Linked DNA regions of Homo sapiens: region 2 is linked to region 1. A link is an interaction called in ENCODE POLR2A ChIA-PET data of the cell type or tissue named here. Cell type or tissue: PC-3. All regions are shown on one strand.

What was found. Peaks named below come from ENCODE experiments on the same cell type or tissue, not always from the same donor. Only the 100,000 strongest peaks of a DNase experiment are listed, where the experiment ranks them.
Region 2: POLR2A ChIA-PET joins it to region 1 with 5 read pairs; 1 of 35 experiments calls an interaction of 5 or more read pairs at or near these places.

The regions. Positions count from the first base shown.
Region 1 is chr21:39,632,693-39,635,192 of GRCh38, forward strand. The region is part of intron 1 of B3GALT5 (beta-1,3-galactosyltransferase 5); the gene reads left to right. Among named protein-coding and RNA genes, the nearest start is that of B3GALT5, 21 kb to the left of the region's middle. RefSeq lists an enhancer at 500-1,699. In PC-3, no CTCF peak of the experiment used is centred here; DNase peaks (open chromatin) are centred at 579 and 1,309; H3K4me3 peaks cover 933 bases; H3K27ac peaks cover 2,500 bases.
Region 2 is chr21:38,485,049-38,487,548 of GRCh38, forward strand. The region is part of intron 1 of ERG (ETS transcription factor ERG); the gene reads right to left. Among named protein-coding and RNA genes, the nearest start is that of ERG, 12 kb to the right of the region's middle. In PC-3, no CTCF peak of the experiment used is centred here; a DNase peak (open chromatin) is centred at 1,393; H3K27ac peaks cover 440 bases.

The DNA of each region.
Region 1 (2,500 bases):
GGCTGGAAGCCTGGATGTTGGAATGTGGACATTTCCTACTAGAGTGGCTTGAAAATCCCCTAGGATCATTCTGGTGGTAGGGATGGGGGTATAAATGTGGGTGCTCCTTGAGAGGAAGGAATGAGCCAAGAGGGATGGAGCCCGGGGATGCAGGGAGAAAGTGGCCTTTGTTTTATGGTTATGCACTCTATCCAGTTTATATGTTTCAGATGATTTATTCAACAAACCTTTGTGTATCTCTTCCTACTTCTTTCCCACTGAGCTAGGTAGGTCCTGGGGTTCCTGTGAGTCCTGGGGCTGTAGTCAGGCAGTTGCAATATCTCATCATTCTCATGCTAATTTTTTCCTGACCTGAAGATTTCCATTGGAAAATGATGATTGCACTCTTCTAATAGAAGGCTAAGTGATTTAGATCTGGGGGCAGGGAAATGGTGGCTGTGGTTCTTCTAGAGGGGGAAGAGGATGTAGACAGGTAGTTTCATCCAATGCATGAGGGCCACAAAGGTTTCTGTGGACCCCTGGTCTTATACTGCAATCCCTTGGTAACAAGGAAATCATAAAACTAGGGGTGACTCATCACCACTGTGATGAGGTGTTTCTGAGTTCAAAGGGAAGAGTCAGTTTAACTCAGTGAAATGGTTATTTTTTGTAATGACATTCATTTCCTTGGTTCTTTGCTTATATGACACCTGGATGTACAAGATGGTTAACAGAATAGTGCTATGGAGGCACTTTGACAAGTCCTGAACCACCATCTGGGTGAGAATATTTGTAACCGGCACAATACTTATACATGAATGGCCACTGTGAAATGGGTTTCTAAGGGGCGATATTATAATTTGCTTTCTTAAGAGCACTGACTACAAAGACATCTCCTAAACTCTTTCTTTGTAAACTTACCAGAAACCCTTGTATCCCCATGGATGAATCCAGAGCTTTTCAGTGGCTCAGGTTTCTCCTTCTAACAGTGCTTGAAATTCCTTCCACAGAGAATGAAGCTTTTAATTCTAGAACCAATGTTCAGATTGTGCAAAGGCATGGATTTAAGGTGACAGCTATTAACATTGGCAAAGTTCTTTCTATTGTGAAAATTGCTTTCATATATATTTGGTTTATTTTGCCCTCCGGACAGTCCTGGGCTTCATTATTGAGTAACTTATTTTCTGTTTGAAGAAACGGAGGCTTAGTGGTTTAAGAAAGCTGATTAAAGTCAAATGGCAAGGATGGGGTAAATGATGGAGCTCTAAGCATTGGGTGTTGGCGTCTGTAATATTTGTGCATGACTGACTACACAGCTCTCCTTCTGAGTCAGTGGCTTTTAAGCTCTTTGGAACCACAGTAAATTCCTTTTACCTCATGACTCAGTACACACATATGACCCACCAAACAGTACTTGCCTTGACCATTCCCCATGCCTTCTAATATTTTATTCTACCCAATTCTGTTTTCTTTTCAACGTCGGGTCTTATTAAATTGACTTGGTGATGCACTAATGGGTCATGATGCAGAATTTGAAAAAATTACACTCAGTTCCTTCCCCAAGAAGTAGAGGAAGGTCAGAAATGGAGGATGGTGGGGAAGGAATGGGGTGTGTGTTTTTCCAGAATAGGGTGGGAGGGAAATGGCCTCTCACAGCCCACTTGTCAGAACTGCTCCCATGTCCCGATCCGACTTCAGAGGTGGGAAAACGTTGGGAGCTGGTGAGGTGGGTGGGGAAAATCACTGTCTGCCACACCTCTCGTTTCTGGCATTCAGTCCACTTTTGTGGCCATCGTTTGTTGTGCTGGTTGGCTCACTCTGCCCAATTCTTCCTTCTGGTTGCCAGTTCTCTTCATATGTCTACTCTTTTACTGCGGGTCGCTCACATCTATAAATGACGGTCTAGGTTGTACAGTCTCGGAGGTTCAAGTGGAGTCTTTTGGCAGCTGTGCAGGCCAGCATTTGCATCCCTGCAGGGGCTGCAGGGGGCCTTAACCCTCCCCGATCAGTGCCTGGTTCTCTGATCCTGGCCAAGCATATTGGTTCTCAAAGTGTTGCCTGGAGTCTGGATGTGGGAATCTGCTTCAGGCCAGGCCAGGTGATCTTGAACCCGAGGAACAGAAGTCATCACGTTTGCTCTATGTCTATCAGGAAAACAGCTCAAAGCACATTCCCTATTCATGTCGGGGCAGTAGAATCTTCCCATTTTCCCAGAGACAACGCGTAATGGCAGGCCAGAGGAAGCTCTGTGATCACCCTAGAGAGGAAAACAGCAGGCGTAAGAAAGCATTTGTCATCTCAAGGCAGAAATCACCCACTTTTTACAAGAATGTCCCACTGTGAAATCAGAATGTTCTACCATGCCATCTGCAACAAAACTGAGGGCCCCCGCAAAGCCCACCATCCAAAAGACATGGTAGCATAAGATAAATGGCAATGATTGCAATTAACAATGGCAGTCTCTCAAGAGTGGGCATGCCTGCGGGACCCGTGTTGATATTTGGATTTGGATTTTTGCTTG
Region 2 (2,500 bases), 1.1 Mb before region 1:
TCCTTCAAGAAGGATTCCAAAATAAGGCACTGTTATCGTAGGAGATGACAGCTCCACACAGATTATTGTCCCTGCAGACCTTCCAGTGGCACAGGGACAAGATGTAGAGATGAAAAACAGTGATATTGATGATCCTGACCCTGTGTAGACCTACGCTAATGTATGTGTTTGTGTCTTAGTTTTTAATAAAAAGTTTAGAAAGTTAAAAAAAAAATAGAACAAAGCTTATTGAGTAAGGATATAAAGAATGAAAATATTTCTGTACAACTGAACCACATATTTGTGTTTCAAGCTAAGTGAGTACAAAAGAGTCAAAAAGTTTAAAAAATTAATAAGTAAAAAAAGTTATAGTAATCTAATATGAATTTACTATTGAAGAAATGTTTTAATAAATTTAGTGTAAATATACAGTCTTTTTTTTTTTTTTTTTGAGATGGAGTCTCGCTGTGTCACCAGACTAGAGTGCTGTGGCGCAATCTCAGCTCACTGCAACCTCCAACTCCCTGGTTCAAGGGATTCTCCTCCCTCCGCCTCCCAAGTAGCTGGGATTACAGGCATGCGCCACCATGCCCGGCTAATTTTTGTATTTTTAGTAGAGATGGGGTTTCACTATGTTGGCCAGGATGGTCTCGATCTCCTGACCTCGTGATCCGCCCACCTCGGCCTCCCAAAGTGCTGGGATTACAGGCATGAGCCACCGCGCCTGGCCAATATACAGTGTTTATAAGTCTACAGTAGTAGATAGTGATGTCCTAGGCTTTCACATTCACTAACCACTCACTGATTCACCCAGATCCACAGCCACTTTCCATCCTGCAAGCTCCATTCATGGTAAGTGCCTTATACAGGTGTACAGGTGTATCATTTTTTTCCCTTCTTAATAATAATAATTATTATTATTTTGAGATGGGGTCTCGCTCTGTAGCCCAGGCTGGAGTGCAGAGGCATGATCTCAGCTCACAGCAACCTTTGCCTCCCAGGTTCAAGCAATTCTCCTGCCTCAGCCTCCTGAGTAGCTGGGACTACAGGTGCGTGCCACCATGCCTGGCTAATTTTTTATATTTTTAGTAGAGACGGGATTTCACTGTGTTAGCCAGGATGGTCTCCATCTCCTGACCTCGTGATCTGCCCGCCTCAGCCTCCCAAAGTGCTGGGATTACAGGTGTGAGCCACCGCACCTGGCCTCTACTGCATTATTACTATACCTTTCCCACATTTTGATACATAAAAACCATTGTGTTAAGTGTCACAATTGCCTACAGTATTCAGCCTGGTCACATGCTGCACAGGTTTGTAGCCTAGGAGCACAGGCTACACTTATAGCCTGTAGCCTACGTGTGCAGCCGGCTATGCCATGTACATTTGTGTAAGTGCTCTTTGTGATGTTTGCACGATGAAATCATCTAACAACTCATTTCTCAGAACTGACCGGGCATGGTGATGCATGACTGTGTAGGGAAATACTTTCACCCCTTTAGAAGAAGCTATAAATAACCAGGTATAAATGCAGGATTCCTTTCCAAAGACAAATACTGGAAACAAACACAATCAAGGAAGATAATTGATTACTTCAAAAAAACAATTGAGATATGAGAGTAAATTAAATAAGAAGACTGTGACTAGGATAAGTAACCAATAACAGCCCATAACAGCTAACATTATTATTATTGTTGTTATTATTATGAGATGAGGTATTTTGCCAGGTTGCCCAGGCTGACCTCAGATACTGAGGCTCAAGAGATCCTTTGCTTTGGCTTCCCGAGAAGCTGAAACTACAGGCAGCTGCCAGCATGCCTGGTCTGCAATTTACATCTTTTGTACACTACAGCACGTTACTGTTCAAAGCACATACAAGTATTAAGCTGCTTAATCCTTGCAACACTACCAAGAAGTAGGAGTTATTATCATGACTGACTCTCTTCTACAGATGAGGAAACGAGGCACAGGGAAGTGAAAGGCGTGGTGGGACAGGGACCTGCGGTCTGGATCTGCTTCATATAGAGAAACTGGGTTCTTAAGAAGGAAAATGGGCCTTAATTTCTAAATCGTAACAAGTTCAGCCCTCACTCCTCTTTTTTTTTTTTTTTTCACTATCCTGGAAAAAAAAAAGAAGTGGATAGAAAGGTACTAATAACAATGAGTTTAATTTCTCAAATTTTATTATTCTTTAAAAAGGATACATTGGTACAGGAGTAAAGACAAAAAAAATCAAAAAAGAATCGAGTATTCAAAGACCCTTGATGGTGTAACATCAATTATTTTAATTTTGTTTTTAAAATTTTTATTTTCTAAACTCCTATAATAATTGTTTTTCAAATGGGGAAAAAGAACGAAGTTTTTATTACTGCCTTTCTTTCTACAATATATTATTCAATGGAGATACTGAACCTGTATTTGCTACAGGCTAAAGAAAATAAAATAAAACAATCCCTAGCCAGGCAAGGGAGATTTTCAGAGAGGATGCCAACAGGGTCCTATCCCATCAGGCATCCATGACAAA